Linked DNA regions of Homo sapiens: region 2 is linked to region 1. Evidence: read pairs that join two places in POLR2A ChIA-PET (ENCODE). Cell type or tissue: GM12878. All regions are shown on one strand. Each heading gives the region's core, and the rest is flanking DNA. Links, peaks and the distances in the headings are about the cores only.

What was found. Peaks named below come from ENCODE experiments on the same cell type or tissue, not always from the same donor. Only the 100,000 strongest peaks of a DNase experiment are listed, where the experiment ranks them.
Region 2: POLR2A ChIA-PET joins it to region 1 with 7 read pairs; 2 of 35 experiments call an interaction of 5 or more read pairs at or near these places.

Annotation. Positions count from the first base shown.
Region 1 is chr1:36,387,924-36,396,346 of GRCh38, reverse strand. It overlaps LOC124904012 (a long non-coding RNA gene), which reads right to left. Exons shown (of 2, transcript XR_007065779.1): 2 at 5,609-8,423. It overlaps LSM10 (LSM10, U7 small nuclear RNA associated), which reads left to right. Exons shown (of 2, transcript NM_032881.3): 2 at 2,194-2,911. The coding sequence starts at 2,218. The coding sequence ends at 2,589. Among named protein-coding and RNA genes, the nearest start is that of LSM10, 5.8 kb to the left of the region's middle. In GM12878, for the core only: no CTCF peak of the experiment used is centred there; no DNase peak of the experiment used is centred there; H3K27ac peaks cover 4,216 bases.
Region 2 is chr1:36,841,892-36,846,891 of GRCh38, reverse strand. GRIK3 (glutamate ionotropic receptor kainate type subunit 3) reads left to right here. Exons shown (of 16, transcript NM_000831.4): 10 at 4,953-5,000. Among named protein-coding and RNA genes, the nearest start is that of GRIK3, 190 kb to the left of the region's middle. In GM12878, for the core only: no CTCF peak of the experiment used is centred there; no DNase peak of the experiment used is centred there; H3K27me3 peaks cover 126 bases.

The DNA of each region.
Region 1 (8,423 bases), core at 3,298-8,297:
AGTGGATTTTATCTCAGAACAGGCTTGGGGAGAGACCTGAGATTGCGCATTTCTAACCAGTACCCCTCAGCACTTTGGAGTTATCTGGGGAGCTTTCTTTTTTTTTTTTTTTTTTTTTTTTTTGAGATGGAGTCACTCTGCTGCCCAGGCTGGAGTGCAGTGGCACTCCACTTGCAGCTCACTGCAAGCTCTGTCTCCCAGGTTCACGCCATTCTCCTGCCTCAGCCCCCCGAGTAGCTGGGACTACAGGCGCCCGCCACCACGCCTGGCTAATTTTTTTGTATTTTTAGTAGAGATGGGGGTTTCACCATGTTAGCCAGGATGGTCTTGATCTCCTGACCTCATGATCCGCCCGCCTCGGTCTCCCAAAGTGCTGGGATTACAGGCGTGAGCCACCGCGCCCAGCCGGGAGCTTTTACAAAATAGGATACCTGGGCCCACCCCTCTAACCAAACGAATCAGAATCTCTGGGGTGGGGAGGTTGGGTTAAAAACTCACCAGATGATTCTAATGCACACCTGGTGTGAGGTTTGGAGCCAGACGGCTATGGATTTTCTTTTTTTTTTTTTTTGAGACAGAGTCTCTCTGTTACCCAGGCTGGAGTGCAGTGGCGTGATCTTGGCTCACTGCAGCCTCCACCTCCCGGATTCAAGCGATTCTCCTGCCTCAACCTCCGGAGCAGCTGTGATTATAGGTGCTCACCACCATGCCCGACTAATTTTTGTATTTTTAGTAGAGATGGGGTTTCACCATATTGGCCAGGCTGGTCTTGAATTCCTAGCCCCAGTGATCCACCCACCTTGGCCTCCCAAAGTGCTGGGATTACAGCGGGGAGCCACCACGCCCGGCCTGTGGCTACGGATTTGAATTCCAGCAATTCCACTTATTTACTGTGACCTTGGGCAAGTTACCTCTCCTAGCCATATTTTTCTTTTTTTAAAGTTATTGATTTTTTAAAATTAATGTATTATTAGGAATGATACAGACTTTTGTTGTTAGTCCTAATAATTTGTCTTGCATTCTCAATGTAGATAATCATATAATTTATAATTGACCAACAAGGACAGTGATCTTCCTTTATAATTATTGTTTCTCTAAATTCTTTCCCTTCTTTCCGTAATCGTTTTTTGAACATTGCATTGACCATTACCTACATTTTACTGTTGATTAGAAGCCATAAAAGGCATCCTTTTCTTGTCTCTGACCCAATAGAAATGCTCACCATTTTCTTTATTTTTTGAGACAGAGTCTTGCTCTTGTTGCCCAGGCTGGAGTGCAATGGCGCAATCTTGGCTCATTGCAACCTCTGCCTCCTGGGTTCAAGCAATTCTCCTGCCTCACCCTCCCGAGTAGCTGAGATTACAGGCATGTGCCACCACGCTTGGCTAATTTTTTGTATTTTTAGTAGAAACAGGGTTTCACCGTGTTAGCCAGGCTGGTCTCGAACTCCTGACCTCAGGTGATCCACCCGCCTCAGTCTCCCAAAGTGCTGGGATTGTAGTCGTGAGCCACCGCGCCCGGCCAATGCTCACCGTTTTCTTATAGGTTTTTCTTTTTTTTGAGACGGAGTCACTCTGCCGCGATCTTGGCTTACTGCAAGCTCCGCCTCTTAGGTTCACGCTATTCTCCTGCCTCAGCCTCCCGAGTAGCTGGGACTACAGGCGCCCGCTGTCACCACACTCGGCTAATTTTTTTTGCATTTTTAGTAGAGACGGGGTTTCACCATGTTAGCCAGGATGGTCTCAATCTCCTGACCTCGTGATCTGCCTGCCTCAGCCTCTCGAAGTGCTGGGATTACAGGCGTGAGCCACCATGCCCAGCCTTCTTGTAGGTTTTTTTAAAAAATCAGAGTTGGGGTCTTGCTATGTTGCCCAAGCAGGTCAGCAGAGCTCTTGGGCTCAAGTGAAGCTCCTACCTCAGTCTCCTGAGTAGCTAGTACCACAGGTGTATCCCACCGCGCCTGGCCATCCTAGCCATATTTTTCTCATTCATAAAATGAGCATAAGTAATCCTTGGCTTGCAAGTTGGTGTGAGGATTCTATGAGACATGTGCGGGAAGCATCTGTGTCCACAGATACAAAAATTGCAGAGGTGGTCTGTGCTGGGAATTTTGTTTGAGAACCTGGTGGAGGTGAGTTGGCAACTGTACCCCCTACCCTGCTATAGCTGCCATCTGTGTGCTCCTGTCCACAGCAAGCAGGCAGCTGGTGTGGAAGAATGGCGGTGAGCCATTCAGTGAAGGAGCGGACCATCTCTGAGAACAGCCTGATCATCCTACTGCAGGGCCTCCAGGGCCGGGTAACCACTGTGGACCTGCGGGATGAGAGCGTGGCCCACGGACGCATAGACAATGTCGATGCTTTCATGAACATCCGCCTGGCCAAAGTCACCTACACGGACCGTTGGGGGCATCAGGTCAAGCTGGATGACCTCTTTGTGACAGGCCGCAATGTCCGCTACGTCCACATCCCAGATGACGTGAACATCACCTCGACCATTGAGCAGCAGCTGCAGATTATCCATCGGGTGCGAAACTTTGGTGGCAAGGGCCAAGGCCGGTGGGAATTTCCCCCAAAAAACTGTAAGTGAGGCCCTCAGCAAGCCCTGGCCCCAACTCGGAGTCCTCCAGTGATCTCCGGAGCTAGTTCCCTGCCCTCACACCCTGTCTGGTACCCGAGAAGAAAGCAGGGCCAGGCCAGAAGCTGGTGTCCAACAGACACCACCTGTCAAAGCTGCCTTTCACAGGGTTCCACCTCCCAGACTCACTCTGGGACCCAGAATCCTATATGTGGCCTTGGGGTAGGTGACAATCCCCCTTTTTGATGATCTGAATCTCTGACTTATTGATTATGGAACCTGTCAAGTAGTTTTCAACTCTCCCAGTGAGGATAATTAAACATGCTCAGCCTGAGCCACCTCTAAGTGTCTCCATTTCTCATGCAGTTGTGTTCATTTTCTCATGAAACCCAACTTGGATACAAACAGGTCCGTGCCCCAGGCTTTCCCTTCTGTGTGCTGCGCTCCCAGGCCGTCCTGTGTAGTCGGGGGCAGACTCAAGCTTGGCTGCACGTTGGAATCACCTGTCCCACCCTCACAGATTCATATTTCATTGGTATGGGGTATGGTCTGAGGGCTATGAGTTTTTTTAATTTCCCAGGCAATTCTAATATGTAGCAGTTTTAGAATGGTAGGAGAGTACTTCAGTCTGGTCAGGTGGAAAATGGCTTTTCTATTCAGAGTCCTTGTTGAAGAGGCTGTTAGTCTTGTTGCTGTTTCCTGAAGCAGAGAGGTTGCAGTATCCTGGGCCCTCCTCCCCTGGGGTGTGGGAGCTCGGCACACACATTCCTGCACCTGTGGGAGCAGGAATTCCATCTCTAATCTGAGAGTTATTGGGTTCTCAGGGTTAGAACCCACGTCCTTGTAGTAGCTGCCTTGTTGTCATTCTAGGCCTGCCACAGGCAAACAACCGTCTTAGTGAAAGTGGCTCACTTGAGGTCAGGAGTTCGAGACCAGCCTGGCCAACATGGTGAAACCCCGTCTCTACTAAAAATACAAAAAAAATTAGCCGGGCGTGGTGGTACACACCTGTAATCCCAGCTCCTCAGGAGGCTGAGGTGGGAGAATCGCTTGAATTGAACCAGGAGGTGGAGGTTGCAGTGAGCCGAGATCGCACCACTGCACTCCAGCCTGGGCAACAGACGGAGACTCCATCTCAGGAAAAAAAAAAAAAGAAAGAAAGTGACTTTCTCCTGTGGATCCAGAGAGTTTGAACTCATCAGATATCCACACCACACCTGCCATGTGCCAAGGCCTTCTGCTAAGCACACATCATCTTTTTGTTTTGTTTTGTTTTCAACAGAGACAAGGTCTCACTATGTTGCCCATGCTGTCTTGAATTCCTGGTCTCAAGCCATCCTCCTGCCTCAGCCTCCCTGAGTGGTAGGATTACAGGCATGAGCCACCGGGTCTGGCCAAGCACACATTATCAGGTGAGATTTGAACCTTTTTGCATCGGAGCTTATATCCTAGTGGGGGAGGTGGTCAAAGAAAACAAAGATGAGGCTGAACACAGTGGTTCACGCCTGTAATCTCAGTATTTTGGGAGGCTGAGGCTGATGGATCACTTGAGGCCAGGAGTTTGTGACCAGCCTGGCCAACATGGTGAAACACCATCTCTACTGAAAATAGAACAATTAGCCGGGCGTGGTGGCATGCGCTTGTAGTCCCAGCTACCCAGGAGGCTGAGGCACAAGAATTGCTTGAACCCAGGAGGCAGAGGTTGCAGTGAGCCAAGATCACGCCATGGCACTGTAGCCTGGGCAACAGAGTGAGACTGTCTCAAAAAAAAAAAAAAAAAAAAAAAAACCAAAGATGAAATCCAGCTTGAGAACTGCTGTGGCAGAGAGTTTTGAATAAAGCAGGGCCCCTGACCTTAAGATGCTACCATTCTTGAGGGAGATTTGAGAGGAATGTTCATGTGGACGTTAGCAGCCCAAGGGCACTGCATTCACATTCGAGTTCAGTCTGTGTCAGGTGTTGTCTGCAGACCACCTCATCAGGACCAACTGGGATGTGTGTAGGAAATGCACTTACCTGGCTCCTCCTTACCCAAGCTTGAATTGGAGTCTAGCACCCAGGAATCTGCATTCACATCCACCCATCCACCGTGATTCTTTTGCATACTGTATTTATTTTATTGCCTACAGGTCTAGAATCCCCTTAACTCTGCCCTTTGCCTTCAGGGAGAACGGAGGGTCCTAGCAGAGAAAACTTCTGAATTTTCCGGCCCCTCTGACAACTGGAGTTAAGAGGACTGACTGACACCACAAAGTGACTGCTGGAAAGAGAAACCAGAGGGCAGGTGCAGAGGGAAGGCCTTCGCTGTGGGAACGTCACCATACCCTCGCAAGTGGGGAGAGAGATGAGGAACTGGTGGGAGTCCCACAGCAGCTTCCCTTGCAGACCTCTCCCACATGTGTGCCCGTGTGTGAGAAATGGAAGAGGGCTTAGCTGGGGGTTCGGCTTAGGGATGCAGGAAAGGTCGAGCTCTGAGGCTGTGATGGCACACCAAGGGCTTCTCCGTCCTCAGCAGAGCAGCAAGGGAAGCAGTAAGGCTAGTGTGGGTTGCTGAGAAGACAGGCTCAAGACATGTTCCTTAAGTGTCATGTGCCAGACCCCAGTGGCCCTCTGTCATTCCTAGGCAAGGTCTTGGGAAGACAGATGATAATGAGGGGAACCAGGCCCTGCAGAGACACATTTTTGCCAAGCCCCTCGGTTAGAGCACAGCTGAGACTTTAAACCCCAAAGGTGGGTCTTTTGTAATCTGGTCTTGGCTTGCTGGAAAAGGCTATCAGGGGCCCAGGAAGGGGTTGAGAGAGCCCAGTGCCCACCAGCCTGTGGGAAGCCAGGAACTCCCCAACTGCCACTGGTCAGCCATTCCACAGGTCATTCTTGAGCACCAGCTATGTACCAGGCACAGTGGTAGCAACTGGGGAACATCAAGATGAACAAGGGTCTTGCCTCAGGAAGTGAACATTCTAGTGAGGGAAACAGATAAACTAAAAAAGTAAAAATATTTACAGGTGCCCTGAAGGAAATAAACAGGGCCTTTTGAGAGACAATAACAGGTAGTTTTATTTTGGAAAATGTAGTCTGAGGAAGTGAAATCTTTTTTTTTTAGACAGGGAGTCTTGCTCTGTTGCCCAGGCAAGAGAGCAGTGGTGCGATCATGGCTCACTGCAGCTTTGAACTCCTGGGCTCAAGCCTCAGCCTTCCAAGTAGCTGGAACTACAGGTGCATGCCACCACACACCTGTGGTGTCTTAATTTCGTAACTTTTTTTTTTTTCCCTAAGAGACAGGGTATCACTATGTTGTCCAGGCTGGTCTCAAACTTCTGGCCTCAAGCAATCCTCCTGCCTTGGCCCCAGTCACTGGGATTAAGGGCTTGAGCCACCCCACCCAGCAGGAAAGTAGTTAAACTGAGAAGAAGCCTGTCATTTAAAAAGCCAGGACAAGGCAGAGGAAACTGCCTGTGCAAAGGTCCTGGGATGGGAAAGCTTGGGGATTTGGGACAATAATAGTAACACTGTGGCTATTGGGGGAGAGGGAGGCAGATGAGAGTGGAGAAATGGGAGGGGGTGGGGCATATGACACAAGGCCTGTGGACAGAGTGTAGCTGGTTCCAGTTTCTGGTGTGCAAGAAACAGAACTTGAATTTTCTTTAACTCACTTGAATTCCTGTATTTTGCCCTACTCAGCCAGAGTGGCAGAAAGTTAATTGCGGTCAATTCACAGTTCCCCCATTTTCCTTGGCATTCTGTTGGAATTCTAGGGCTCTTCCTTTCAAGGTGCCAAAGCATGGGAAGCATAGTCTGATTTGGTCATCCAGTCACACTAGCATCCACTGAGATGTTCTCATCTGGTTGTGACCTTTTGTCATCAGCCCATGAAGGTTGCTGCTGAGTTGCTCCCCATCCCCCCACCAAAAGACCCCTCCAAGTGTAACCCATACCCCTCTCAGGTGTGCAGAGTTTTGTTTTGTTTTGTTTTGTTTTTCTGCTTTCCCCAGGCCATGTTAGGCCTAGGAAATTCTTGAGTCTTAGGTGAGTTAGGCCCTGTTTGTCCAAAATGCAGCATGCAGCCATTTCTCCAGAGGGTTTTGTGACTTCCCTGGTGCCCCACCCAGGAAAAGGAGCACAGCTCCTCTCTGCTTCTCAATCCCTTGGACCCAGATGATATTCCCAGTTACAAGACTGAGGAGAAGCTTCTCTCTTCTCAGGGACCCCCCTCCTCAATCTCAGACTCCCAGATCCCCGTTATAGTTTTCTAAATGTGTGTCTGCACAGAAATTCTGTCCATTCCTCCCTGAAAGCTAAGCTTTTGGAATTCAGAAGCTAAAAATAGGCCCTGCATTCTGTTGTATCATTTGTTTCCCGAAGTAATGAATACAGAGTAACTTATCTGTGTAAGAGAAGGAGGGAGAACACCAAGGAAAAGATGAAAAACAATGCAAAGTGTTACTGTCCCACCAGATTCTGGATAGTGTGGAGGCAGAGGGAAAAAGACTAAAAAAGGCTTTGAAGGTGGGAAAGTTGGGAACTGCTGCTACTGACCCAGTCCAACTCTGTCATTTTACAGCTGAGGAAACTGAGGCTCAGAGAGGGAAAGGGGCTCTCCCCAGGTCCCATGGCTAAGTTAGAGGCAGAGTGCCAAGATGGGCACCATAATGGTCATGAAAAATAGCTACTGGCCAGGTGCAGTGGTTCACACCTATAATCCCAGCACTTTGGGAGGCTGAGGTGGGAGGATCACTTGAGCCCAGGAGTTCAAGACCAGCCCTGGCAACACAGTGAGACCCTGTCTCTATAAAAATTTTTTTAAAAATTAGCAGGATATGGTGGGACACACCTGTAAGTCCCAGCTACTCAGGAGGCTGAGGTGGGAGGATCTCTTGAGCCTGGGAGTTTGAGGGTGCAGTGAGCTGTGATTGTGCCACTGCACTCCAGCCTAGGCAACAGCAAGACCCCGTCTCTAAAATAAAATAAATGAAAAATAGCTACTCTTTGTTGAATTTTACTACTTGCCCTGTGCTGGGTGCTCTGATGCTCCACAAGGGCAGAGCTGTTGTCTGGTTATGCCGAATCTCCAGCATCTAGCTCAGTGCTCTGCACATAGTGGGCACTCCATCAATCTTGTGGAATGAAAATAATCCTTTTTTTTTTTTTTTTGACATGGGGTTTCACTCTTGTTGCCTGAGCTGGAGTGCAATGGTGCGATCTTGGCTCACTGCGACCTCTGCCTCCCAGGTTCAAGTGATTCCCCCTGCTCAGCCTCTCAAGTAGCTGGGATTACAGGCACCAGCCACCACGTCCAGCTAATTTTTGTATTTTCAGTAGAGACGGGGTTTTGCCATGTTAGCCAGGCTGGTCTCGAACTCCTGACCTCAGACAATCCACCCACCTCGGCCTCCCAAAGTGCTGGGATTACAGGAGTGAGCCACTGCGCCCAGCCCTGAAAGTAATCTTATTATATCATTATAAAAACCCCATATATTAATAGCACCATTTTACATTTGAGCAAACCGGCTCAAGGAAGTTATGTGGCCTGCTCAAGGTGAACAACAGAATGGGGATTTGAACTCAGGTCTGTGTGACTCCAACTCAATGATCTTAACTGCTGTGCTATTCTGTTTCCCAGCACTCTTGGCATCATACTGATGACAGAGTATAAGAGGTGCCTTTGTTCACCACAGTGGTGGTACCTAGCCACAGGGTGTAGGTCTGACACTCAAAATTTGCCAGATTTAGGCCTTGCGATTTGGTGACAAAGAGAAGCCAGAGCCAACCAGTAATGGAGACGAGGGTTCAGAAGCCTGAGGAAGCCCCTGGGGGTTGAAGGTCTCTTTCCCTCCTTCTGTGATAGG
Region 2 (5,000 bases), core at 1-5,000, 450 kb before region 1:
CTGTCTAGCCAGAAGTGTCCTTGGAGTCTCCTGAGGAGAGATGCTCGCTCCCATGCAAGGACTGGCCTAGGGCCCCCTGAAACTAGAGCTGCTCCAGATGCTCCAGAGAATGTTCCCAAAAGGCTCTGCATGGTCTGCATGTCTTGGAGCCCTAGGGGATGCTCTCAGGCTTGGGCTCTTTGGGACAGCTAAAAGGTGACAGGGAGTGGCCCAGCCCCAGCCACTGTGGCTGAAAATCCAACCCCATGCTTCGCAGCCTGAATGTAGGGCCAGCACCTCCTGCTGAGAGCACAGCCCCAGCCTGTCTGGGAGGATGTTGTCAGGGCAACAGTGCTTTGAGTGACAGGCAGGTCCCAAGGTACCAGTACACAACATCAAACTGCTCTGCCTCTAGGGAACAGGGCCTGGATCCAAGACCCCTGATAAGGGGGAGTTTCTCCTCCCCTTTCTTTCCCAGGAATCTGGTGTGGCAGAAAGCAGCAGCTCTGTGTGAGCTGCCACCAAACCTACCTGCTATTCTCCCCTCTCCTAAACCCCCAGCGTTAGGTGCTAAAGATGCCTTACCCTGGACAGACAGATGGACAGAGCCCTGGCACTGCCCTTTCTGGCCCCTCAGAGCCACTGGCAGCCTTCCCCATTCCTGAGATGGAAACAGCAGCAGCAGGAGACTGGACGCCTGCCCTCCCCCGCCCTCTCACCGCCCGGCCCCAGCCTCTGTTCTGGTTCCGCTCTTCCACGAGCTCATGAAAAATTCATCTGCCCAAACCTCAGCTCACACACTGAGAAAACACACCCGGCCCACTCTTGGGGGCCCAGCTTTTGAAGGTTCAAGACTCGTTTGGCTGCCGATGTGAGCCATGGTGTCACGGTGTGGGCATGCGTGCGGGTGTGTGGGTGGGTGTAGGACCAGCTACACACGGGTATCTGGATACTCAGTGATGGGTGCATTTGTGCCGTGTGCACATCGTGACCCACATAGGCTCAATTGCCTGCCAGGCAAGCCCAACACTCAGCACCCAGCAGCAGGAGAGGGGAAAAACCTGGGGCTAGAGTGTTGGCTGGGAGAACTATCCCAGGCTGGGAACGATTCTAGGCCCCTCCTGCTGGGAGAATAGGACTCCTGATACTGTGTGCTGGTTCTAACTGGTTGAAGCCAAGGCCTCAGGTCCAAGGTCCTTGGCCTCTGTGTCTGAGAAGGGCTAGGCAGACAGGACATCTGAAAATGTGGTGCATTTGTGCCAAGGACATTGTATATACTTGTGCGTGCATGTGTGGCTATGGGCTGACGTTACCTGTCAGAAAGGAGCTTCAGAACCCAGATATCAGGTAGCTAATCCCTGGATCCTTCCCAAATTGGGGATAACCCCCAAGACTCCCTCTTCCAACTCCATGGACCCTGTCACACTGGGAGAGGCTTAGCGCTAGGCCTGGCTTGCACGCTGGGGTAAGTGATCGGAGAGAAACCGGACCAAGAGCCCTGACAACGGAAAGTCAGAAACGGTTATTTTTCTGGACCCCTGTTTTCCGTGACTTGTTGAAGAGAAATATTACCCCTGTTCCTATGGCTGTTCTCCCAGAGCAATAGAAGAGCGTGAAGTTATGAAATTGAGGGCACCTTCACTGAGCAATCGATTAGCAGCCGAGAGAGCTTGTGAATTGGCTGTCTGGACATTTCCAGTAATAAATTGTGAAATAGTCCATGAATAAGTAGTTGGCGGAGTTCAGAATTACCCCCTAGGAAATGTTGCAGGTCTAGAGACACATTACTAAGGCGAGCACCATTTTAATGCTCTGGGCTTTGGCTGTTAAATATGTATGCCATCCGCAAAGCACTTCCCGAAATTAATGGCATTTTACAGCTGCTCTGAAGGCAGCGTATTTATATGGAGATGTATAGATTCTGGGGCTGTGGTGGCTTCACAAATGAAGTGCTAATTTTAGAGGATCAGGCCAGGGAGGGGCGTGAAGACAGGGTCAGGAAGTGAGCTATCTCAGGGACCTTTCCTGAAATGGTTTTCCGCTATCAACCATGAGTTTTAACCTTTGATGCATTGGGTGTGGCCTCTAGGCTGCAAAGGTCACTGCAGTAACCCGCCAAATAGCATACAAGAAAAAGATAAGGATGATAATGATTAATAATAATAATAATATTGGCAGCTAACAGTTGCCAGGCACTATTCTGAGTGCTTTTCGTAGACTGACTCATTTTATCCTCACAACAACCTTGTAAGGCAGGTTCTATTATTTTCCCCATTTTACAGAAGGAGGTAAATTTTGCCTAGGATTCTGTGTGTGGTTGGTGGATCCTCTGGGAAAGATGGTACCTTCTCTCTGATCCTTTCCATCAGCTAAAGTCAGGGCCACCAGGTGCAGTGGTGCAACTTGTCCATTGCACAAGAGCATCAACCAAAAGACCCTGCTCGCCAGGCCCCATGCCAGGGTGCAGGAGCATTGCCCAGAGATGAATTTGCATGAAGGCAGTGCATGGACCAGCCGATGTCCTCCTTCCTCCAGCCTCAGCACTTTTCCCAGGCCCCACGTGGACTCTTCTCCAACCTTGTTGAGCTGCCTGCTTGGTTGGAAGGCGAGTGAGAGAGGCACTGAGATTAAGCATGGCGCCTAGCCGAGGGTCCAGCTTCCTACCCAGTTAGACTCAGAATCCCTGGCTAGTCGGGAATCCCTTGGGGATTCAGAGACTGCCCCACCCCCACCAGTTCTTTCCCTGAAGCATCCCAAGGGACTGTTGAAAAGCTCCAGTGGATCAAGCATGGGGCAGGATGGGATTTAGAGAAGTAGCACTGCTGGGAGAGAGGGCCAAAGGCTCAAGCTTGCCGCCACAGCGGGAGCCCAGCAGGAGGCTACTGGTGAGCATCTGCTCCTAGGACCTCTGACAAAGGTCTTCACCGGGTCTTCCACTGCCCATCCCACCCTGGGGCTCATGAGGTCAAGGGAATGGCCCCGCCAGTTGAGTGAAGGATGAGGCACCTCCATAGTTAAGCATGTGCCTTAATCTGGGCATGCAGACATGAGCTTCCTGGTTTCCTGCATTCTGTCAGCTAACCATGGTCACACAGCCACTGAAGGCTTGAGACATTCTGTCACGTTGGGGTGCTGAGGCAGGTCTGGGGACGTTTGGCTGACAGAAAGAGGCCTAGGAGCTATAGGCAGGAACAGGGCAGGGGGCGAAGGAAGGAGGCTCAGGGGAGTCAGAAGAAGACTAGAGTTGTCCAGGAACAGGCTCTGGGATGGCAGCCCTTTACCTGATTTGGGGATCTGGAAAAGCAGATTAACTCCGGAAGGTCTGACCCCAGGGAACAGACAGGAGAGCCAAGCCAGAGAGAGGTGCAGCTGACTGGGAAGGATTGGAACTGGATCCCATCACTGTAGTTCAGTTCCTGTGTGATTTTGGGCAACTTACTGACCTTCTCTGAGCCTGAATTTCCTCATCTATCACATAAGGACAGTGTTACTATCTTGCAAGCTAGTGAGGCTTAAGTCAAACAGTCTGTGACAAAGAGTTTAAATCAGTGCCTGGTGCAGAGTAGGAACTCAATTGTGTTGAATTTTCTGGGAGTTCAGCGCATCCATCATGGACACGGGATGGGGCTTTGTGAGTGAAGCCAGATAGACGGTGCCGGCAAAAGCGTGGACTTGCGTGTTGACCTGGATTCGGACTTGCTGCATCGGAGCCCACAGTTCCTCACACTGCATATCTCGACTGGATGAAGTGGATCGCCTCTCTCCACTGGCTCTTCTGCCTCTTCTCCCAGTTATTCTTTGCAGGGTTGCCAGGGGTTTGTTTCTAAATGAGAAATCAGACAAAGTCATGCTCTGTTCAAATCCGGTCCCAGGCTCCCTATCACCCAGAAAGAAAGAAGCCTGTGGCAGGTGGAGGGGGTGGATGGTGGGGGGTCTGGCATGGGACAGGCATCTCTGACCCACAAGCACCTTCCTGGGGATCGCCTGCCCCTGAGGGAGGAGCACCATGGGCCTCAGGCACAGAACTCGCACTCTGGGGTCACACTAACCTGAATTCAGATCTTCTCTCATGCCGGCTAGGGGTGCTTGCACAACTCACATATCCTCATGAACTTCACTTTCTGCATCTATAAAATGGGATTATTCATACCCACCCCAGAGGGCTGACATTAAGGTGAAATGAGGCGATACCAGCTCCTGTCTGCTGAGCTCTGCTGGACTCTGTGCTAGGCCCCCCATGGGCATAAACTCATTTGCTAATTGACCAGTGCCCGGCACAGCCACCTACCGATGAGCTGTCCCTGTTACCAGTAATCACTCCCCTGGGATCCTAACACAGGGGACTGAGGAGGTTCTTGGAAAGAGAGAACGGCATCCAGGAGCATGTAAATCTAATCTTTTAAATTGGAGTTGGAAGAGAAGTTAGAGCAGACGGCTTTCTGAAGGGCTTTTTACAGCAGCGTCCTCAGACTTGAGTGGACATCAGAATTCCCTGGAAGGCTTCTGAAAACACAGATCGCTGGGCTCTCCCCAGAGTTTCCGGTTCAGTTAGGTCTGGGGTGGGGCCTGAGAATGTGCATTTCTAACAAGTTCCCAGGTGATGCTGATGCTGCAGGTGCAGGGACCACACGCTGAGCCTCTATTACTAGTGCAGCAAAGAGACCATGGGCCTTGGGATGGGTCTCCAGTTCAAAGCCCTGCTCCACCGCTCACTAGCTCTGTAACCACTGGGCCATTAAATCAGTAAGTGCCTACTGAGCTCCCGCCCTGTACCAGGTAGCCATTCATGAGGCCCCCAGCTGGCTCTCAGGACATGTGCTTTCCCGCTCCTGACTTCACGGGCCCTTTGTCTAAGCCACTCCAAGGGGTTTATAAAAACATGAGCAGAGGTCCTAGCCCTGACTCTCCAGTGCAAGCCTGCCTCCGCCCTAGCTGCTCAGTCTTCGTCACACCCTGCCCATCTGTCTCTGCAGGAGGAGCCCTTCGTCATGTTTCGGAAATCAGACAGGACGCTATACGGG